Linked DNA regions of Mus musculus: regions 2 and 3 are each linked to region 1. Evidence: chromatin loops called from intact Hi-C (ENCODE). Cell type or tissue: left cerebral cortex. All regions are shown on one strand. Region 1 has its middle 11 kb from the start of Gm6360. Region 2 holds the start of Pou4f2 (POU domain, class 4, transcription factor 2). Region 3 has its middle 7.1 kb from the start of Pou4f2.

Region 1 (8,000 bases):
TGCACCCTCACACACCTTATTTTGTGCTAAAAGTGTCTGCTTGCACAGTGGTACTTCTGGACCTATTTGAGTTTATCTGCTCAAGCAACTGATCTTTCACCAACTATTACTAAATCCACCAAGTGTGTCACAACCTTGGAAACTTCTAAAAGTCTCACAGTATCCATCCTCTCTCCCCTCCTTTGCTACAGTGCAAATGCAAATCTAGAACCTAAACACAGGACCTAGTCTAGAGAAAACAGAGTTGCTCTTTGATAGCTACAGTGTAACACCTCAATAGAATCAGCCCTCTCCTCGTGTGCTCATCTGTGGAAGAGACAGGCCCTTGCCTGTGCATCTGTGGAGGGAACAGCCTTACTCCTAGTCAGGCATTTGCAGTATGGCCCAAACTCTGTAAACCAATGCATCTGATTCTATCAAGCAGGAGATGATAAAAACCTATTTGTAGGAGAGGCAATTTCACTGTCTACTAGATAGCCACAAAAGTTAGAATTCTTCAGCTTGGGTTTATACTATATTTCATGAATGAATTTTAAAATTATATCTGGAGAGCCGGGTGTGGTGGCACACGCCTTTAATCCCAGCACTTGGGAGGCAGAGGCAGGCGGATTTCTGAGTGTGAGGACAGCCTGGTCTACAAAGTGAGTTCCAGGACAGCCAGGGCTATACAGAGAAACCCTGTCTCGAAAAATAAAAAATAAAAAAAAAATTATATCTGGAGTTTCCTTTAATGAAATACTAATGATTTCAAATCATCTTATTTTCAGCTAATCACTCCATAATTATGGGATAATGGCATACTTAAAAATCATTGGGAACAGAAAATTGAACTTAGTGAGAAGCAAGTCCATACTTTAATTAAAAAAAAAATATGACAAACATATACAGAAAAGAATCTACATTTTGGTCCTAGCAAAAAATAAAGTGTGCCTCCCCCCCCCCATTTTTATAGAAAGAACAGTAATTATATTTATGAAGGGAAACTTAAGTAAGACGTCTAGAGAAAACAATCTTCCAGATTCCGACAATTCTGTGCAGAAACAAAGGTGCGTGTTGGCCACCGAGAGCAGGAGGAAGGAACAGAAAAAGTGACAAGCACTTAAACGCGGAAGACCAGAGCCTCCAGACCCAAGAACGGAGATTACCTACAAGGTAGGAAATGTCCTTACAACATGGCGGCTGGCCCGACGCTCTCAGAGCATATGCATTTATTTACCATGGCCATGCTCATCAGTAATACACAGGCTTCTCCAGTCTCCTGTGCTCTTCTCCTGCCAAGTTTTCTCCCTTAATGGCGCAGCTCCTGCTCCACGCGAGCCGGTAAGCAGACGCACCTTTGCTTTTTTAGCAATCAGGTTTTGAAAAATAAAAATAAAAATAAAAAAATGCCCATCCTCATTCCAAACTTTTGGATAGCTTGTCAAAATAAGGGACACTGGAAGCACACGGCATAACAAACTGTAAACACGGGGGAGAGAGTCCCCAGCGTTCCTTGCGTGGTTCAGTCACACTGCTCATTAAACAAGCCATTTTAATGCTCACTGTCAGGCCGATCTTCCAGGTGCCAGGATTTTCTTTTGAAGCGAGAAGGTACTCTGTGGGCCAGCTTTGCAGAAAGGTAAACATTCGAAAACCAGGACAGGGTTTGTGGTATTTAAAACTCAAGAGTCTTCTAAATTCGGAGGACCTCCCGGCACCCTTCCTGAACATCCCCTCTCCTTTTAAAGTAGTTTTAAATTTTATCTTATTTTAATTTTTCAGTTTGCACAGGCGAAAGGTGCTGCAAAACACATCTCGGGTGTCTTTTAAAAATTAAAACGGGGCTGATTGGCCGTGTCAGTGATCCGGGCTAATCAAAATCGCTGACACCTTTTCAGGAGGGAAGAGGCAAGGTTTAGCTCTCACCAGAGAGTGCTGCCTCATTGGTCCACTTTTTGATCTAAATCTGAATATGTGCCTGCAGATAATTCTCTTGCATTTTTAAAAGCTGAGAAACAAAGAATAAAATGCTGAGAAAACAAACGCTTATTTGGAGACGTCGATTCGGCACGCCTGACCCCAGACCTCTAAACGGAGCCGCAGGTCCCTCTGCTGGCCAGGCTGGGAGGGAGCGCTCCTCTGCGGAGTGGAATGGGCTCCCTCCAAACTAAACCTTCTCAAAAGATTCCGCTGGTTCTTGCCCAGTAGCCAAGGAGCATGGCTGGAATACAAAGGAGTGGGAAACATGGGCTTCAATTACAAAAAGAAAAGCAAGCAGCCGCCGCGACTCACCCTCCCCACTGTGGGTCTGACTCCAAAGCCAACAGCAACACCCTTGAAAGCATGCAGGGTTTTCTTCTCTATTTTCGCCACAGTCTTAAAGATAAGAAGTGGTTTTTATAAACTAGGCCCTAAGAACGTATTCTGGTGTTCTTTTTCCTGTTGAAGGACATGTTTCCTCAGCGTTAATGTAGCATCTCTGTGACCCATTCAAGAAAACGCCCTTCTTCGATTTGCTGTGGTGAGGCCCTGTACAGAAAACCTTGGAAAGAATGGTGTTATTTGGAAATACTCGTTTCACAATAGCTTCGTGATCTATTCTAAGAAAAGTTAGGCATTATTGGATAAAGAAACGCGTGGAGGCAACTGAATTTCAAGGCAAATCATATCGAACACAAGAGATGGGGGAGGGGCAGGGAGAGGCAAGGAAAAGTTGTCTTTCAGAAATTCCAAAACATAACCATAACTTTTTAAGTGACACCTAAATCTACCAGTCCTCATTGTCTTGTGCCACAGGAGATATAAGGCAGGCAGTGTCTTGGGGTACAAGCTCTCTCACTACCTCAATTCCACCCTGAAGGTACTTGTTTGGACATATGGAAGAAAGAATATCTCAATTTAATTTTTACAGTGACTCGAGCTATTTGGCTACTTCTAGGCATGATTCATTTTCTCCCTCTTCCATGTCTACACACACACACACACACACACACACACACACAGAGAGAGAGAGAGAGAGAGAGAGAGAGATACACACACACAGTATATGGAGATTTTAAATTGAGTTTAAGTCCCTGTAGCTTTGGTGATTCCATTGCTGGGGAAATTAAAGGCACTTGAGCCACTTCCAACCTTGTTGAAGTTCAGAAGTGCATGGAGATGCTATTAAAATCCACATTTCTGGTCCACAGCTAACTGAGACTAAATTTCTGAAAAGCCCTTGAAACATTTTATTTCTTTAACAGGGCCCTTTCACTTTGGAAATCACTGCTCCAGATGTTACAGAGGAGTTGGTAAAGTGAACTGAGAGCAAAGATCCCCCAACATCTGGGAAGTTTTCTGTAGTCACACAGCCCAGAGGAGCTGGGCAGCGCCAAGAAAGATACAGATGTCAGCTCGAAGGACGAGGGAAGTGCAGCGCTGTTTAAGGCATCACATAACTAACAAATTGCAGAGCAATAAACAAATATGCTCTATCTCATTTCTACTTTAGAGTGATGTCTTTAAATGACTAATTCTTGTTTTTAAAAATTGATTTTCAAAAAAGAAATCCATCCTAATTGTACTATAAAAGCTGTCACATAAAAGAACAATACTGCCATCTAGTGCCCATTCTGAAATAAGCTTGAATCAGACAGTTCAAGTTGAAGGAGAAATCTCAGGAAATAATATAAGCAAATTTCAGTAAGGACTTCAATTATGGACAGAAAATCGAAAGACTACACCATACAGTTCCAAGACTCCCACAACGCCGCAGCAGATTCTTATCTGACTCTGCAGCAGTGGCCACCTAATAGGAAGGATGAATCTCATCTGACTCTAGAATACCATTGAGAGTTGTGTCCAGGGTTTCAGGCTCCGAAGCCATCAACCATACTAGCCAACCTTCAAAGAGTGCCACACCCTCTGGCTCCCTGCAGCCAATTAGGCTGCTTGCATCCTCTGTAATGGAAACTCAAAGCCCAGACTCCTCTCTGATCTGCCAAAGGGCCATACCGTTTCTTGTCTAAAGACCTTCTTAGATTGAGCAGCTAGTCTCTGATATACAGAATCACCTATCACTCAAATAGGAGTCACCTCATGTATATACTTATCCAAGGTGATCAGAAAGAAAGGAAATGAAGACATGCTACCTGCTAACATTAGCTGTTTTCAATATTTGTCTTGGGGTAAATAATCTCAAGTCAGATAGTTCATAAGCCTGTCTTATTTTGGACCTTGCCATTAATAGACAGGTTTGGGGGCATTATATTTTAAAAAGGTATAACATTACTTTTCAGAAAACAATAAAATAATGCATTTTTTACTCTTAACACAAAGTCTTTGAGGGCAGGGCAGGTGGGACAAACATAGAGGTCCCAGGGCTCGGCAGAGGGGTTAGAGTTGCTATTGATGATATTCTTATTCCTTATTCTTTTCACTTACAGGGAAAAGAAACATTTTCCCAACAATGTGGAGAGCCTTGCTGCGAGCAATTGCATGTGTGCCGCCAGTAATTGCTGTGGAGAGCCGTGCCGCGAGCAATCGCCATTATAAGATGGCGCTGGCCTCCGCTGTGCCTAACTAGTAAACAAGCCTTGTACGCAGGTGCGAGAGTGAACTCACTCCTAGTCACTCCCATTCTCGGGGTGTAATAGGGGGGTGATGGGCGAGCAACGAATCAGGAGCTGTCACGCCATATCAGGTGCTGAAACGTCACGCTGCGGGTTATAAAAGCAGCGCCATTTTCCCGGTTTGGGGTCTTCCTGAAGAAGTAAGCAATAAAGCTTTTGCCACGGAAGATTCCGGTTTGTTGCGTCTTTCTTGCCGGTCCAGTGGGACGCAATACAACAAAAGGCATTTTATGCATGATTTCCATCTTGATTGATATGGACAATCTGTGCTTGCTATGCAGTTCCAGAGAAAAACTGCGTGGACTGCATGAGGGGATGGGAAGCCCCGACCAAGGCAAGGTGCTTAGAGAATTTTCTTTCGTTTTTTTTTTTTAATTTTAAAATAAATTTTATTAGTTTAATAAAAAGAAAAAAGAATATTTTGAAATAAATCACTTGGCTTCTTGTTTAAGGGTACATAAGTTTTTTAAGGCATTTTTATTAGATATTTTCTCCATTTACATTTCAAATGCTATTCTCAAAGCCCCCTATACCCTCCCCCCGCCCTACTCCCCAACCTACCCACTCCCACTTCCTGGCCCTGGAATTCCCCTGTACTGGGGCATATGATCTTCGCAATGCCAAGGGCCTCTCCTCCCGTTGATGGCCAACTAGGTCATCCTTTGCTACATATGCAACTAGAGACACAGCTCTGGGGGTTTCTGGTTAATTCATATTGTTGTTCCTCCTATAGGGTTGCAGACACCTTTAGCTCCTTGGGTACTTTCTTTAGCTCCTTCATTAGGGGCCCTGTGTTCCATCCTATAGATGACTATGAGCATCCACTTTTGTATTTGCCAGGCATTGGTATAGTCTAACAAGAGAGAGCTATTTCAGGATCCTGTCAGCAAAAACTTTCTGGCATATGCAATAGTGTCTGGGTTTGGCGGTTATATATGGGATGGATGGTCTTTCCTTCTGTCTCAGCTCCAAACTTTGTCTCTGTAACTCCTTCCATGGGTATTTTGTTCCCTAGTCTAAGAAGGAGCAAAGTGTCCACACTTTGGTCTTCCTTCTTCTTGAATTTCATGTGTTTTGTAAATTGTATCTTGGATATTCTAAGTTTCTGGGCTACTATCCACTTATCAGTGAATACATATCATGTGTGTTCTTTTGTGTTTGGGTTACCTCACTCAGGATGATATCCTCCAGATGCATCCATTTGCCTAAGAATTTCATGAATTCATTGTTTTTAGGAGCTGAGTAGTACTCCATTGTGTAAATGTACCACATTTTCAGTATCCATTCCTTTGTTGAGGGACATCTGGGTTCTTTCCAGCTTCTGGCAAATATAAATAAGGCTGCTATGAACATAGTGGAGCATGTGTCCTTATTACAAGTTGGAACATCTTCTAGGTCTATGCACAGGAGAGGAATTGCTGGATCTGCCAGTAGTACTATGTCTAATTTTCTGAGGAACCGCCAGACTGATTTCCAGAGTGGTTGTACAAGCTTGCAATCCCACCAACAATGAAGGAGTGTTCCTCTTTCTCCACATCCACGCCAGCATCTGCTATCACCTGAATTTTTGATCTTAGCCATTCTGACTGGTGTGATATGGAATCTCGGGATTGTTTTGATTTGCATTTCCCTGATGATTAAGGATGCTGAACATTTTTTCAGGTGCTTCTCAGCCATTCGGTATTCCTCACTTGAGAATTCTTTGTTTAGCTCTGTACCCCATTTTTAATAGGTTTTTTTTTATTTTCTGGAGTCCATCTTCTTGAGTTCTTTATATATATATATATATATATATATAGTATATTAGCCCCCTATCTGATTTAGGATAGGTAAAGATCCTTTCCCAATCTGTTGGTGGCCTTTTTGCCTTATTGAGAGTATCCTTTGCCTTACAGAAGCTTTGCAATTTTATGAGGTCCTATTTGTCAATTCTTGATCTTACAGCACAAACCATTGCTGTTCTGTTCAGGAAAATTTCCCCTGTGCCCATATCTTCCATGCTCATGGATTGGCAGGATCAATATGGTAAAAATGGCTATCTTGCCAAAAGCAATCTACAAATTCAATGCAATCCCCATCAAAATTCCAACTCAATTCTTCAATGAATTAGAAAGGGCAATTTGCAAATTCATGTGGAATAATGCAAAAACTCTTCTCAACAATAAAAGAACCTCTGGTGGAATCACCATGCCTGACCTAAAGCTGTACTACAGAGCAATTGTGATAAAAACTGCATGGTACTGGTACAGTGACAAACAGGTATATTCAAAAATGGAATAGAACTGAAGACCCAGAAATGAACCCACACACCTATGGTCACTTGATCTTTGACAAGGGAGCTAAAACCATCTAGTGGAAAAAAGACAGCATTTTCAACAAATGGTGCTGGCAAAATGAGCAGTTATCACGTAGAAGAATGCAAATTGATCCATTCTTATCTCCTTGTACTAAGGTCAAGTGTAAGTGAATCAAGGAACTCCACATAAAACCAGAGACACTGATACTTATAGAGGAGAAAGTGGGGAAAAGCCTTGAAGATATGGGCACAGGAGATTTTTCAAGTAGCCTGAAGCTGCAGGAAAAGGAAATCGGTAGCTGCTCCAGGCTATGAGCACCTCGAATACAGGTTGAAAGCATGCCTTGCGGATAACCAGGGGGAAGGGTGGGACTCAATGCAGGACTCAGCAGATGTTGGATTGTACTGCAAACTCCACACTAGTAAAATCTTACCATCAAGAACACTGGGTGATCCCATGGCCCAGACCAAAACCCAGACACCAGCCCCTCTAGTTCTCAACCTGTGGGTCGCCATCAGATATCCTGCATGTTAAGTATGTACATTACAATTCAAATCAGAAGCAAAATTATAATTATGTCATATCAACAAAATAATTTTATGGTTGGGGGTTCACCACAGCACGAGGAATTGTATTAACAGGAGTGCATCATTAGGAAGGTTGAGAACCAAAGCTCTACAGGGAGAGGAGGAACTTTGAGAATTCCCAAAACAGTCCAGGGAAGTAAAGCCACTTCGTGCTGTGCGGATGAAGATGTAAGCTTGTGTTAAAGTCCTATCGCGTAAGCTTTATTCCTCTCTTTTCAGAATTCTGAAGCAGAAAGAAAAGCATAAGTTCTTTGGGCTTTTGGAAGGTTATAAAGCTGTACACGTTTGCACGGACGCTTTCTGAGGATCCATCACCCGCAGGCATTTTCTGGATGCTGTAGAGATGGGGAAGATAAATGACAGCCAATGAGCCACTATGCAGATTAAGATACGTTCTTGTGTGCAGACAGCCAGTATTCAGGATGGGGAGCACACGAAGTTTTGAAGAAGGGCCACAAGGGTGTGGATCCAGGAGAAGGTGACTACACAAAGCCCCAGGGGACAGGGCAACCATGGTACAATGC
Region 2 (8,000 bases), 370 kb before region 1:
GGAGGGGAAGGATGGGAAGGAGAGGAAATAGGTTGTGTTTGGGGGGGTTGGGGCTGGGGAGTGGGCCACACTGTCTGCTTTTGAACTGGAACTCAGAATGTGTGTTCACTTCCAGGAAAGTGGTTTGCACTAGCACAAAAGTGGGAGCAAAGTGTAAGCAAAAAATAGTCTCTGCACACAGTGACTGTAGAAATGAAGATAAGTGGGACTTACGCCAGTCTGAGTGTGTGTGTTTGTGTGAGTGTGTGTGCACGCGCGTTTGAGTGAGTGAGTGAGTGTGTGTGTGTGTACGTGTACACGGTGTTAGTGGCATTCGGCAGCACATGCGCTCTGTATTTCTGGCCCTTCTCGTCCTGTCAGTTGCTCCTTTCCCTTTGATTGTAGCTAATGAAGAATAATACATCCCAGAGTCAGGGTTTGCCAGGAGATCCTCCCAAGTCCCAGCTCACCCTGTACTGGACATAGGGAGGAGGTGGAAAAAGAGAAGGGGGTGGGAGGAGAGGAATCTGTACATGTGTTAGAGGGTGATATGCTCATAAAGGGGGGAGTCGCATGCGCATAGAGGACACTAACGGGCTGTGTGGCTGTCCAATCCGCTGAGAGCTGAGGGAAATCGAGGGAGAGGAAGCCCTGCAGCCGGGCAGACCCACGTCTTTCTGCACTAGGCACCCGCCGGGCGGTGGGATGCAAAGCCCGGGGCTGACCTCAGCACGCATCAAGGCGGGAGCTCAGAGCAGAGCAGAGGACCCGGGTCGCCGCAGCGTCTAGATCCTCATCCAGGGGAATCAGGGTCACTGGAGCTGACGGGAGGGGAGGGCCCCTGAAACTTAGTGGTAAGCAGAGGGCAGGAGAGCAGGTGGCCAGGTAAGGTGCACCTCACAGTTCAGGGCTAGTCGCTTCCAAGATTGGCTTGGAACGCAACTTTTAGGGGGAGTTTTTTTTTTTTTTTTCCCGAGGGAGGCGGGAAGATCTGGAGACTGTCATTTAGGTGACTGGCACTGCCGGGTGGGGGTGGCCCGAAGCACCGACCTGGCTAGTTGGGTGGGGTTGAGCTGGGGCGCGATTAGAATCAGGAGTTGCAGGCGCGGCGTAGGAGTGGTAACAGCAGAGCGCCTGCCGGGGCAGGGAAGGCTGCGGGTCCCGTGGCAGAGAGAGAGGGGCGGGTGCAGGGAGAACTGAAAGGACCGGAGCCTGCGGGGAGCCAGGGCGGGGAGAAACCCACCCAGAGCAGTGCGTCCTGGCAGGAGAGGGCGGGGGAGGGAAGGAGGGGGAGGGCGGGCGGGGGTCAGGCGCGGGAAGAGGGGACTATAACTCCACCGCCTCGATGAGCTGGGGCACTTTGGGGTGCTGAGGTCTGAAGCCAGAGCCACCCGGAGCAGGGCAACCTCTCGGGCAGACCTAGCGGGAGACACAGGAGCGGAGCTAGCGGCCACACTGGGAGAACCGGGCCTGGAAGCAGTGGCGGCTGAGCACAACTTTGCAGTGTTGTTCCCTCTGCTGCTCCGGCCGGGTACTTCTCCGGAGGGTCGGGTAGCTGGGACCGGAGTGCGCCAGCGACGAGCGCGCCGCGCAAGGAAAGATGATGATGATGTCCCTGAACAGCAAGCAGGCGTTCAGCATGCCTCACGCAGGCAGCCTGCACGTGGAGCCCAAGTACTCGGCGCTACACAGTGCCTCCCCGGGCTCCTCTGCGCCCGCGGCGCCCTCGGCCAGTTCCCCTAGCAGCTCCAGCAACGCTGGCGGCGGCGGCGGTGGCGGCGGAGGCGGAGGCGGCGGCGGCCGGAGCAGCAGTTCCAGCAGCAGTGGCAGCGGCGGCAGCGGCGGCGGCGGGGGCTCGGAGGCGATGCGGAGAGCTTGTCTTCCAACCCCACCGGTGCGTATGTCTGCATAATCACCGCTTAAAGGCACATTTTGACAGCCTCCTTTATCTGCTTGATGTTTTTTTCATGTCTGCACAGCAAATCACCCCACACCTCCAACCAATCCCCCCTCTCTTAAGTATTCAACGGGTCTTGCCTTTCATATTAATTTTTATGACCTGGGATGCTGCCTGTGCGCGTGTTGTGTTGTGTTGTGTTGTGTTGTCTGTGGCTCACTTTTCCTCCCCCTGCACATTGGCTTCTCGCGCAGGCTTCCCCTCTCTTCTCGCTGCCGAGTTTCAGGATCACTGTCATTATTATTATTTTAACGTTCTGGGAATGCTGTAGGCACGGTGGCGGTGGCGAGCCCTGGGCCGGGGGCTTCCGGAGAGAGCGCTCACAATTCCCTGCTGAGCGTAATGTGTGCCTTCTACTTACAATTGCAGAGCAATATATTCGGCGGGCTGGATGAGAGTCTGCTGGCCCGTGCCGAGGCTCTGGCCGCCGTGGACATCGTCTCCCAGAGTAAGAGCCACCACCACCATCCGCCCCACCACAGCCCCTTCAAGCCGGACGCCACTTACCACACCATGAACACCATCCCGTGCACGTCGGCAGCCTCCTCTTCTTCTGTGCCCATCTCGCACCCGTCCGCTCTGGCTGGCACCCATCACCACCACCACCACCACCATCACCACCATCACCAGCCGCACCAGGCGCTGGAGGGCGAGCTGCTTGAGCACCTAAGCCCCGGGCTGGCCCTGGGAGCTATGGCGGGCCCCGACGGCACGGTGGTGTCCACTCCGGCTCACGCACCACACATGGCCACCATGAACCCCATGCACCAAGCAGCCCTGAGCATGGCCCACGCACATGGGCTGCCCTCGCACATGGGCTGCATGAGCGACGTGGATGCAGACCCGCGGGACCTGGAGGCGTTCGCCGAGCGTTTCAAGCAGCGACGCATCAAGCTGGGAGTGACCCAGGCAGATGTGGGCTCGGCGCTGGCCAACCTCAAGATCCCGGGCGTGGGCTCGCTCAGCCAGAGCACCATCTGCAGGTTTGAGTCTCTCACGCTGTCACACAACAACATGATCGCGCTCAAGCCCATCCTGCAGGCGTGGCTGGAGGAAGCTGAGAAATCCCACCGCGAGAAGCTCACTAAGCCGGAGCTCTTCAATGGCGCGGAGAAGAAGCGCAAGCGCACGTCCATCGCGGCGCCGGAGAAGCGCTCTCTGGAAGCCTACTTCGCCATCCAGCCAAGGCCCTCCTCGGAGAAGATCGCGGCCATCGCCGAAAAGCTGGATCTCAAGAAAAATGTGGTGCGCGTCTGGTTCTGCAACCAGAGGCAGAAACAGAAGAGAATGAAATACTCTGCCGGCATTTAGGGACCCTTCTCCAGGGATGGCCCTTTCCCTTCGCCCTCTTTTTTTCTAACCCCCTTCTTGTCTCTTCTGCCTCTTTCCTTTCTACTTTGGCTATCAGAAAACAATTCCGGTAAATGTGAACCCAGACCAAGCCAGGAGCAAAGAAGCAAGCAGCTGAGCCCAAATCAGAGAGATTGTGAACCGGTTTCGCAGTGAAGAAAAACCAAAACCACAAACAACACAACACGAAAAGGAATTTGTCAAGTTGTAGCAGAGCTGTCCCCTTTAACTGCACCTGGGCTGCTCGGCTTCATCAGAGAAAGCGAGGAGCTGACTGTCAACAGGAAGGTAGAGGGACAAGCTTTTGAAAACCCTGCAAGAATGAGCAAGTAAGATTTGTTTTTGTTCTTACAGACGTCACCTTGTTCATGTTTAAAAGTACACTTTGCAGCTATTTTTCAGAAATAGAAATTGATTCAGGACTGAAACTCGAAGCTAGAGTTGATGCTTAATGTGATATGATAGAGACATCTCTAAAGTATTTTGAATTAAAAAAAGATGGCAGATTTTCTGCATTTACACTGTATATTATATATATATTTTTACTGTGGTTCTTATCGCTTTCTTCCTTCTCTGAAGTGTTAACACTTATGGAAGGAGTTGCGCCTGCTGTGTTCACTGATCTTGACAGCTATTATTAGATTATTGCCGTACAACCCTCTGTAAATTATTAATTTATCTCTCTGGCAACTTAATTTTGTGCACATCCTAATTAATTAAACTTCTTTAGTCTGAAAAATAAAACCGGCGGATACGTATAGCTAGTGATGCTCAAAACATTTTTCTTTTTTTCTTTTTGGTCCTGGATTTTTACAGCTTCCCACTTAGACTGTGTTCGCTTTGGCCTAGTTGTATATTCTCACTTTGAATGAAGATTGTTTCTTCCCTTTGTTTTTGACTGGTAGTGATCTAATTTGTGAGCTGACACTTTATAATTGATGTCTTAACCGTGTAGACCAGATTCACTGTCCGAAGTCTTGTTTACTTCCTTACATATTTAATGGGGATTCCCATATTGTCCCCGCGGCACACGTGCTCTCTCACTCACCTTACATGCCTACACACAAACACACATACACATCTCTAACAGAAGAGAAGAAGCAGCTGGAGGTACCAACGATGAGCAGTGTATACTTTCCCAGCCTTAGGTGCAGTCTCCACTTGGTGCTTACTCTGCTGGATTCTAAGATTTCACCAAGGTATTTCCATCTCCCAGTTTTCGATTGCTTTGTTGCTACATTTTGACCTTTATAGGGGTCCTTCATTTTTTCCTTTTAGGAGGTTTGTTTGTAGGGGGAAAAATTTGGAACTATAAGAAAGACAGTGCACTGCTTGTAAATTCACAGTGTTTGGTAGAATCCTTTTGGAGCACACACACAAATAGGTACAAAGTGACTGGTACCTTATCTATTGTAAATATTTCATTCAAAATGATGCACATATGAATATATTCTTACAGAATTTGCTGTAATTGCTGATCCATTTGAGGCTCTCCAAAGTTCTGAGTTCTGTATATGACCTCGTTTCTTGTTTTTGTTAATGGGTTATTTACTATAGTAATGTATTAAGTTATTTTGAGTGTTGTTTCATTGTCTTTCATTGAAGAGATGATTTTAATGTTTTACTGGCAAAGTATGCTGCTTTTTTCATTAAAATATGCTATTAATATTAAATGACTTTTAAAACGTGATGCAGTTTTTAATCATTTATGTGGGAATTATTTTGGTGCTGATTCTTTTAAAAGACAGGAACACAGAGAGTGGCCGCTATTAAAACACGGCTTGGACTTTGTAAGAGGCAACTCCCTGGGAAAGGATAAAAGAACAAGAGGATTTATAATATCACGTTAATGGCCAGGGCTCATCTCACAGGGCGCTTTGCTTTTTAGCTTAGATGAAATCATGGTGTCTGGCTCCATATAGCTCCTCTGGAGTCCTTTCTCCAGACTTGAAATAATTCTGTAAAGAGAATCTTACAAAGCCAAGGTCAGATGGAAACTATTTCAGCCACTCCTTCCCATCTCCTATGGGGCAAAGGAAGAAAGGGACCCAGCCCACATTTCAGTAGCTGTGGGAGTCTGGGTGTGGCAACTGTGGGGGCAGGACTTGGTGAGCCAGGAGCAGAGTGCAGCCCCCATCTTCTCAGTTCTTTAGCCTGTCCTGGAAATCAACCTGGGGTTCTGGCAGATGAATAAAGTCTCTGTCTTGGTGTCCCTCTGTCTCTGTCTTTTTCTATTCCCCATAACCTTTAAGAAAATTAATATTATTGCAATAGACAGGATGTGGCTGAGGAAAATCCTGGGTTGTTAAAAGGAACAAAATTTTGCCCCTTTTTGTGACTTTGTCTGGCACAGGATCTGGAGGAAGTCTATTAAACATTCATGTGGCCATGGGATTCTGCCCATTTGGCACAGCCACTTCTTTTTCTAATCCGACTTTAAGACAATTCCTCTCCCATTATAATAATTTTCGGGTCCTTCACAATTGTTGGGCAATGTATTGGGCTTTCAACGTTTCTTTTTCTAGTAAGGCTATGATTTGTATTTTTACACCAATCATAGTTCATGGAATTAATTGGCATGAGACCATTATATTAACATATAATTAAACAAGAAGAAAAAAAGCAGGTACTGACCTGTCCTAAACACACTCTCTGAGGGTAACTCTTCTTAATTATATTGGCCTTCCCCATATGAAACTGTCATGAGACATCTCTATATTTGGAAGACGCTAAGAAAACAGCCCACAAATATATGACAATTGTTACACTGGCCCAATTTGGGATTAAATACTGCAGGAAAACTGATTACGGTTTCCAGGCAGAACAAAAATAGTTATAGAAGTTGGATGGCACAGGCGTGGAGAGACCATTTCTTCTACAACTGAAACAAAGTACATGCCTCAAAAACAAGATCCAAGTGTCCATTTAGATTGAATGAGATGCACTTCATAGGTTTGGAAGAAAACACTGGCATAAGCACAGTGACATTGGTGGTTTGGTTCATTCCTGTGTGTAGGAGGGCAAAAAGTTCTGCCTTCCATTTCTGTCCCCATCCTAGGTTTCAGGTTTCCTGGAACTCTCTTTTTTTTAAGACAGCTCTAATCTCAGTTGTCTGGGAAGCAATTTCAGCACCATGGCCAGTAACCATGCGGCTGAGCAGGGAGCGCTACAACAGCTAACTAGCTAAAGAACTTTTCACTCATTTTTATTTATTTATTACCCCCCCCCCTTTCAGACCAGAGATAATGAGAGGAATAAGTTGAATATGTAGCATATCACACTTTCTGATAAGGTTTCCATAAGAAATAATTTTCGTCTTCTCGTGTGGGTTTTAAGTAATGAAGATTTGCTCACCAAAAAAAGAATTAGATGCCATAAGATTGATTAGTGTGCTAGTGTCTTCGTACAACAGATAAGTCATCTCTCAGTATAATCACACAAAAGCAGTAAACTGAGAAATATTTTTTTAACAGAGATAAAATAGATGTTTATTCTTGGTTCATTTTGAAGTATAAGTCACGTATGCTTGCATGGCCAAAATTCTTATGAATTGGAGAACTTTTTATTCCAATAGTTAAGACTGAAGTCCCTTACTTCCCTTTAATTTACCAAGTTCTTATATTCCTGAATTTTAAAATCTGTATCAGACTGTCAGCTCATTTGTCCATTCACTATTAAGAGACTGCTAAATGTGTGTTTTATGAAAACACTAGAATTTTTTACAAAAGCAAATACATTCTGAAAACTTTTATTAACAAGAGTTGCAGATATACACAAAGCCAAAGATTTGGAGAGAAGAAAGTTGGGCTTAATGAAGGATTCAAAGGTAAGAATAGACCAAATTAAGCAAATTCTTGAGAAATATTAATTTGGTATTGATTTTCAGTGTACTCACGAAAACACAGCAGAATATGTCTGAAATCTTTGCCATATCAATCAAAACCATCAGCATTCATGACTAATTTTGTATTTTCCCTTCAGGCCACAATTGCTATCTTACTGCAAAGAGATATATTATGGATTGACTTAGCAGCTCACTTAGTGATCCTAAATTTTATGTTTCAGAACTGTCTAGTTTCTTTTTGTTAACTTCTGTAAAAGCAAATGATTTGATCATTTTGTGTATATAACAACATAAATCCACATTAAAATGAGAAATAAATCACTAAGATGGGCATGGTGGTGCACCCTGTAATTATAGCACTCAGGAGACTAAGGTGGAAAATCAAGAGTTCAAAACCTGTCTGGGGTATATGGAGAGTTCAAGGCCATCTTAGGTTGCCTAGTGAGATCCTATGGCAAAAAAGTAGAACTCAAAACAACATATCACACGTACACTCATTGATATTTAAGAACTCTCTATCATACAGAATTATACTGTCCAGGAAGAATATAGTCGCTATTGGAAGTTACCCATTTCACCAACATATTGCTTAAGGAAAAATAATAAAGACATGAGGATTTGAATAAAGTAATTAAAATTTAGAAAGTTCTCTCCTATATGATATAAAATACATTTGTAAATGAATAACAGGCATGGTGACTTGCACTTATAATCTCTGCACATGGGCAGAGCTGAGGCAGAAGTGTTGCTGCAAGCTTGTGGCCATCCTGGGCTAGTTAGTGAATTCCAGGAAACCCTGCTTCAAAACAAAATGAAGCAAATCAATAAGAAAATAACATTTAAAGTAAAAAGAAGTAATAGTATGTCGTA
Region 3 (8,000 bases), 380 kb before region 1:
GGGAATCTGAGGGAGGCTGTGGGTGGTGAGGTCACTCCTCCTCTTCCATGCCAGGACAGTGTTCTCGCCCTCCAGAGAGCAACAAGGCTCTATCCTCAAACCAGACAGGCCAAAGTGCTCACATGTCAGCACGAGATTTTGGACTTCCAGCTCCTTGAACCTTGAGAAAAACCTTCTGTTCTTTATAAATTATCTGGTCTAGATTATTTTGTTATGGTAGTAAGGAGCCTCTAAGGAGGTGAACATATTCTTGAGGCTTCTATGTTACATATACATAACTTTTTTAGACATACCCAAATGTTTTGTGTATATGTGTATTGGTGTGTTTTGTGTGTATTACAGTGCTCAGCTTTTTAAGACCATTCTGTATTTTCTTGGGTCATTGCTTCTGCCTGCTGCCTATACCTCTTTTCCATTTAAAGCAAGACTGACCTGAAACATACGCAAACTAGCAGTGAAATGGACTTTCACAATCATTTCTACTGAGGACTGTCAGCTTGGTTTTGTCAGCTTGGTGTTGCAACGACCATAGCATTGACTTATGAGCGTACTGATATTATTTTATGGTTTGTCTATCATACCCCTAATAACCATTGATGTGGTCTGCCTTCTCAGTTTTATAAAGAGACTGTTTGTAAAGTGGTACATCAGTGTTTTAATTAGTGCTTGTTTTATCCAGACTTTGTCTCTACCAACCTGTAAATACCTATCAAGTTCTTTGTTGGGCTTTTCTATTAGATCTCTCTTTATGTTGTTTTTCAAGAATACTTTATATAATAAAGACTTTTCCTTGTGGTTTTCTTTGATGCGAGGACTTTTCTCCCCATCTATCATCTAACTCCATAATTTGGGTCAAGAATTAAAAACTATTCAGAAGAGAGCAAGCTTTAGAGTGATGTTAAGGCTTGGCATTCATGTCCTTTATCAGAGCTACCATTCAGTCAGCCTTCAACTACATATCAGATACCTTCCCTACCCAGGGCCTAGTGGAGGCCCATTTAGTTCACAAGGAGATGTTAAACACAGATTCCATCTTCAAGGATCTTAAGGCTTTGTAATATTGGTGAAGCAAACCATCAAGGAAAAAGAAAACAGTGTATAGACAGACAGACAGATAGCTATCATTGTACAATAACTACCTTTCAGGAAGCAAGAAAGTAGCAGAAAAAGGAAGAAAAAGAGATAACTTCTCTCCTGATAGAAACTGTAAGACAGCGCACTCAGTTTTAGATACTCGGGTTTTTTTCTTTCCTTCTTTTTTTTTTAAGGAATAAATTAGAAATGATGTGAAACTTGTAGGGAAACCGCAAATTCAGGTCCCCTTGAGCAAGATAAAGCACTTAACCAGTAACAATTAGCCCCTCATTCTATGAATACATCTTTGAGTCAATGAATAAATGATGTCTAAGTTCTTACTTTGTCTACAGCAGCCTGGAGGAGACATGTCACTGGGGAGCTGGCCTTGTTTGATGGACAAGAGCAAGTGGGAGACCTGGGAGAAGAGATGAAACCTGGCTTAAGGCATGGTCTGCTGAGGGTGGCCTGACTCTCCTTTAGAGATCAGAGGCTGAGCTGCATGACAATCTGTTTCAAGACTAAGAGACTGTTAGCTTTCAGTCTGCAGAGGCTGTTGTTGCTGTGGGTATTGTCTAGTAACTCTCATTACATGCTTAGTACATACAAAGAGATCGACTAAACCCTTTGCATGCAACATGCCATCTAATCTACTTGATAACTCTGAAAAAGAAGACGCAACACTGACACCTGTCTTCCTTCACAGAGTCAGAATATAATTTGAGTCAAGAATTGGCTGATATGCCAGAAAATTCTAACTTTGGGGGAAAATGCCACAAAATTCATAACTTAAAGGGTTATTGGTACCCTACGAGATAGCACCATCAGAAGGAACTTAAGGATCTAAATGATCTTGGCAGAGGTTAAGAAATGATTGTGTTAAGAATAGACAAAGAGGGCTAGTGAGATGACTCAGTGGATAAGTGGACCTCTTCCAGAGGTTCCTGGTGTGGTTGCCAGCGACCACAAAGAGTCTCACAACCATTTGTAATTCCAGATCCAGATTCAGGAATATATTATTTCAGAAGCCTACAACCATTGGCTCCAGAGAATTGACACTCCTCTTAGACTTATAGCCACTGGCAAGAAGTGAGCTCACATGCCTATCTCTAGCCACAGCTGTAAGTCTTAGAAACATAACAGACAAAGAAAGTCACACCAACAGTGTGGTGTGGGTGGTAAATGTAAAGCTGCTGTCTTTATTATACATGAATAATATATTATATAATACATAATATGTAATATATAGAATATTGAATATGGAACATAGAATATAGAATTATATGTACTATAGACTATAGGCTATAGAATACAGAATAATATATAATATGCAATATGTAATATATAATATATACTATGTAATATAATGTATATCGCAGGTCACAGTTGTGAATGAAAGTAACCTAATACTCTTACACTGCCTAGCAAAATCAGTAATTACTTGACAAAAGTGGAGAAACATGGAAGATACAGGATCAAAGCAATTAAGGTGTCTCAAAGAGACATTGTAACAGTGACTGCTTGTGTGGTTTAGATTAGATATATAAATGGTAGCCAAGAAGATCAGTAGTGTAGCAGGGTAGAAATACATCAAATGAGTGTAACCTTGACTTTGACATAGAAAGGACTTTAGTGGGCCCAAGGCATCACAAATTATATCATATTAGCACTTTGAGGATGAGCATCTGCCATGCTTTTACGTGCTGCATGCTTGTCAGGGTGCTAAGGTAAATCCACACTTTAGATTCCTATCACGCAAATCAATCCAGATACCAACCTACAGCTTCTCTTGGCCGCCATGCAGCTAAACCCACCTTGAGAATCTGCACATGAACATCTGTGACAGAGAGAAAGGAAGAGGGAAACATTAACATTTTGGGGGCATACAAATATAATTTGTTTGTTCTATACACTTACATGGATGAGATTTACAGGGAAATCATGAGCCATACATAACATATCGAAAGAAAAGAGTGGCCTGGCAAGATGATTCAGCCAGCAAAGGTGCTTGTCACCAAGCCTGAGGAGCAGAGTTCACTTCCTAAGACCCACATGATAGGAGAGAATCAACAGCTGAAAGTTGTCTGCCAACCTTCTCACACACACACAAAGGCAGGTGCATATGTGTCTGCACACACACAATAACTAATGTATAAAAATGCAAAAATATTAAAAAGGAAAAGGTAAATGTTTAAAGGTGAGCTTGTCATTGCAGAAACAAGGTCCAGCACATGAAGAGTGGGAGGGAGGGAGGGAGGGAGGGAGGGAGGGAGAGAGAGAGAGAGAGAGAGAGAGAGAGAGAGAGAGAGAGAATGCCTATAAGGAATTGAACATGTTTTATTCACTCACTCCATATTTATATAGCTGAGAAGTATTTATAATCTTTGCAGCCATCCCATTAGCATTTCTTCTTAGGTGTTTTCTGTTTCCTACAAAATGTATGCTGTTTTGTTTCTAAGCCATCTGGGGATGGGGAAGGAAGGAAGGAGACTTCACATCCTCTACATGCATGAGATTTGACGTGGGCTGTAGTCCTCCACTTCCTGGTGGCTTCCCAGCAGATGTCGCAGTCATGACTTTATTCAAGTCCTGTTGGATGTCTGCAAATCTCTCCTTTTGTAAGTTTTCCCTTTATCTCTGGGAAGAGGCAGTGAAGTTTGCTTTCTGCCAGGTGGCTTTGATTCCTCCCAGTGCCTGGAACATCAACAGAGCTCCGGGGGCAGTCCCATGCGTCTCTCTAGAAAAATAAAAAAGAATACACAGCGGAAAAAAAAAATCAGAATCACCGTGTCTTGTTGCCAACACCTTTGCGAAAGGTCTGGTGCATGATTAAACGTTTACAACCTGATTTAGTGAAGAATACCACTCTAAAGACTTGGCAGATGGAAAAAAGAAGACCATGCTGGGACTAACACAAGTGTGATACAGGGAATGCATACACGGGGGAGAATGCATGGTGAGGCACTTACAGATTCTGTACATAAAAGGTCAGGACAGGCACAGGGAAGAAACCACTGCTTTTAAAGGGCCCTGGTTTTTGTGAGATCCTTGAACGAGGGGTGAGGTGGCCTTCCAACCAAAGTCTGTTACACAGCCGTGCAATCTTCCAGACACCTGTAGGTATGTGCCCTGTGACACAGGACTGTGCTGCTCAGTTGATGCTGCTCAAAAGAAGTCTGTTGCACAAATGTGAGCACTCAGTGCATAGACTGATGCAAGAGGAAGGTCTGAGAGTATTAAAGAGGATGTAGGTAGCATTGAGGGCACGAGGAGAACTGAGTCCTTTGACAAGCAGCCTTAAGCTGACTTCTCATTGGCAGGCTGCTCACATCTCTCAGCCGTTAAGAGGACTGCGTTTCCTTTGTCTAAAGCGTTGAGTGGTTATGAATAGTAAGGATAGGCCATCTGTAATTATTTTTTAATTATTAATGGTTTTGTTAGATCCTTTCCCTTTTACATTACATTTCTGTTAATGTAAGTTAAAGCATATGTACTTCAGGTCCCAAGCTGCTCCCCAGTGTGGCTTTCATTGTTTCATAACATTACTTCAGCTGTCTGGGAGGTGTCTCTGGAAGAGCCTGCCTCCATCCAGCCACCCTGGCCATGCTAACAGATTCAGGTACTGTCTGCCAATACACATCCACTGGCCACAGCATTAGTCATGATCAAATTGTTAAATTCCCAATGGTGTCCAGTGTCAGAGGCATGGCATGCACAAAAGCTTTAGGCTCTTAGCCACAGTCTCAAAGGTGAACGCAGGGACATCTATTTTTATTTGGAGCCCTGGGTGAAAGGTCTTTTAACATTTTACATGTGCAAAGATTTTTCACTTAACTAGAAGCTAAGTGAGGAGAAAAGGGTAAGTTTGAAAAAAATTAGAGGGAGAAAACTGGCACATAAGTTTAGTGGTCTGACTAAAGGCCGGCTGAGTAATTTAATCAGAATAAATACTTAGTATTTGGAAATTAGGAAAATAATGACACTCAGAAATGTATGGGGGAAAGCTTTCCTTTGAGAGAAGAAAAAAAATCCACCATTTAATCAATTTTTCATCACCAGCAGAATGGCTTTTGATGACACTTCATCCCCTTGGAGAAGCTGTCCAGGGCCTGTTATTTACCATGGGACCTGGTATCAGATCTAGCGTTAAACATCCCACACAAATTCAGGTATAATAGGCCCAGTGAACAAAAAGACAAAGAAGAGAGAATGGATGAGATTCTAAATTTTGCTTTATTCTATATAACACTTAGCCTGAAGATTGCAATCTGAGAAGAAATGGCCAGTGACTGGTCAGGACTGGCCTGAGCCAAGAGGACTGGCAGAATGAAAGGTCTGAGGTAGAGGAGAGCAGTAAGCCTCAAGGAACCTTACTTGTAAGCAAGCAGCTATGTCTCCAAAAGTACATAGTTAACATACAGTGAACTGAACACAAAAGCTACTAAAAATGACCGGATAAATTATGCAAAGGGATTTCTGGATTTCTTTCAAGTAATTAAGTTTCGATTTCTTACATTTATTTTTGTTCCAAGAAGCACAAGGCGCCAATGACTGCAGAATGACTGCAGAAGTCCTCATTGATTGTTCCAATACTTTCCGTTAGACTTCGTGACTGGACTTCACTTTGAACAGAGGCAAATACACTGACTGGACTGTGGACATTCCCTGGGAGGAAAAATAGTTTACCTGGAGGGTAAACACAGGGGAGCCTGCAGGAGGCTAGGAAGAAAAACTTGGCTTCTGCCCTTAAGGTTTCTGAGAGAGGAGGGAAGAGCTCTCTCTCTTTCTCTCTCTCTCTCTCTCTCTCTCTCTCTCTCTCTCTCTCTCTCTCTCTCTCTGTCATTCAGAGATGTGTGGATTCGCACTCGGCTCTCTGCAGTTGTGAGGGAGAGGGGGGACTTCAGTCCTCTCTGCTGGCTCCTTGCTTCCGGTATCAGGTCTTGTCAGAGGATCCAATCAGCTATCATCCCTCCTGGCCACTCTTAGCCGCAGCGAACTCACTAGCGGCAACAGTAGGAACCCCTGGGAGCCAGGGGTGCTGGCTACCCTCCTCCCATTACCAGAGAGCTTTTTTTGAAAGCTCTCCCACGCTCAGCTCCTACTCCTCTCCTGCCTGGTATATAAACCTTACATTTGGCCGAGGCGCAGGTCTCCTACCACGTGAGCTCTCTGTGCTAGCCATATAATTTTGACCTTCTTTGCCCAGTGGACTCAGAAGGTGGGGGAATGGAGGAGATTGTGAGTACCTGGAGTGTCCTTTCCTGGCGAATTCACAGATCCTTGGGAATCCCAAGAACTCTCAGTTTCTGAGCTCTTTCCCTCCTTTTTTTTTTTTTTTTTCCTTTTCCTTTTCTTTTTCCCTTTTCTTTTTCTTTCTAGGTACAGCCAAGGCTCAGGAGTTTTATCATTCCCCCCACATCTTAAGTCAGTGTCCAGTGAAGTATTTGGGGGTGGGGGTGAGGGTGGGGGTGGGGCTCGTCCTCCTGCAGAATCTGAAGCAAGTTGCATTTAATAATATGGAAAAAAAGGGACTTTAGAAACCATCCTTCTCTTGTCCATGCTCATTTAACTCGAGTACGGCGCACTGAATAGTACAGATTTGTCTTTTGAGAAATCTTTCTTGTAGTGCATTTCAATTCTGTTTGAAATACAAAGAAATCACACTGCCCTTAATAAATTAAATTTTAATAAAACACATTAAGTCCAGTAAAATATGAATGCACTACTTAAAATTTTAATAGTAAATTAAGACCCAGAAAAGAGGAGACAGTGGTTTGTCCCCTTGGGATGGCTTCGGGCATCAGTCGATTTCTGGGTAGGGGGTGGGCTTGAACTGCAGGGACCCTCTTCGCCTGGAGGGATGCACTTCACATCTGTCTGCATCTGGCAGCGGATGGAACAGAAGCTACTGTCAAACAAAGAGGCAGGTGGGGAGAAAGAGGGAAACCCCTGCTCTAATCACACAGTTGATATACTTGATACCCCCCCTTCAATTTGCCTAAGTAGGTGTGTGTCAGATTCATTGAGTTTGGGGTGGGAGGGTTTACAGACAACTGTATATTGAGGTCATCTTAAACAAGTTTGTAATCTGGGTCCAATTTACTTCCACTTTTTTTTTCTTGCCAACTTTCCAGCAGCTTAAATTCCCATGCTAAGGAGGGTGTGTGTGTATGTGTGTGTGGGTGGTGGTGGTGGTGGATTCTTTTTCCCAGTTCAGCTTCCACATCCTACAGATGCTGAAGTACTTTCCAGCAAAGCCTGTGGGCAAGACTGAAATGGGTTTTATTGATATGACCACGAGGATGTTGGTATTCTGAACACTCCTAAAGGGAGAGATTGCAAGACTCCAAGTCTTGCCGATGAAGGAAGAACTGCATCTTTGCTCTAATGCAACACAATCACTGCTGTTCATTTTTCACTTGGAGTAGGAGAAGAAGTGAAACTCTGACTTGACTCTTAAAAATGCACCAGCTTTCTAGAAGGAAGGAGACAAGGGGACCGTTTCCAAGAGGCAGGGAACAATTTCTTGCCAGTCACACATTCACCTTCACTTGGTAATTAGTTAACAGTGATGTTTCTTTTTTTGTCTGGAATTAGAGATATCACTAAAAATATATTTCAGAGCTGAACAGTTATTTAAGGCTAACTTAATGATGTATGGAATCCAATCATCAGAAAAAATGTTTCATGGAAGTTTTCTTGCTCAAAGGAATAGTTTAGTCAATAAATTTCATATTAAACAAAGTTTGTCCAGTCAGTTCAACAGTATCCTCTCTATTTCATGAATTTATTATACTATCTTATTTACCATATAAAGTGGTGACAAGTGTTTAGCATTTTTGAGATCAGTTGTCAGTTGGTATTAAAATCAAGATTAATTCATATTAACGATATGCATTTCTCAATACTCCCAGATGACAACATAC

Evidence for each region. Hi-C counts contacts between places; a loop is a spot of excess contacts. Peaks named below come from ENCODE experiments on the same cell type or tissue, not always from the same donor. Only the 100,000 strongest peaks of a DNase experiment are listed, where the experiment ranks them.
Region 2: it touches region 1 in a loop (2.4-fold over the local background); 4 of 42 quality-filtered maps call a loop at or near these places.
Region 3: a loop joins it to region 1, with 2.3 times the contacts of the local background. A loop is called at or near these places in 4 of 42 quality-filtered maps.

The regions. Positions count from the first base shown.
Region 1 is chr8:78,057,857-78,065,856 of GRCm38, reverse strand. No RefSeq gene overlaps it. Among named protein-coding and RNA genes, the nearest start is that of Gm6360, 11 kb to the left of the region's middle. In left cerebral cortex, CTCF peaks have their summits at 2,092 (motif pointing left) and 3,587 (motif pointing left); DNase peaks (open chromatin) are centred at 2,160 and 3,601; H3K4me3 peaks cover 866 bases.
Region 2 is chr8:78,429,984-78,437,983 of GRCm38, reverse strand. Pou4f2 (POU domain, class 4, transcription factor 2) reads left to right here and starts at 1,337. Exons shown (of 2, transcript NM_138944.3): 1 at 1,337-1,873; 2 at 2,306-4,975. The coding sequence starts at 1,580. The coding sequence ends at 3,247. In left cerebral cortex, no CTCF peak of the experiment used is centred here; DNase peaks (open chromatin) are centred at 503, 1,668, 3,048 and 3,464; H3K4me3 peaks cover 229 bases.
Region 3 is chr8:78,439,702-78,447,701 of GRCm38, reverse strand. No RefSeq gene overlaps it. Among named protein-coding and RNA genes, the nearest start is that of Pou4f2, 7.1 kb to the right of the region's middle. In left cerebral cortex, no CTCF peak of the experiment used is centred here; a DNase peak (open chromatin) is centred at 3,617.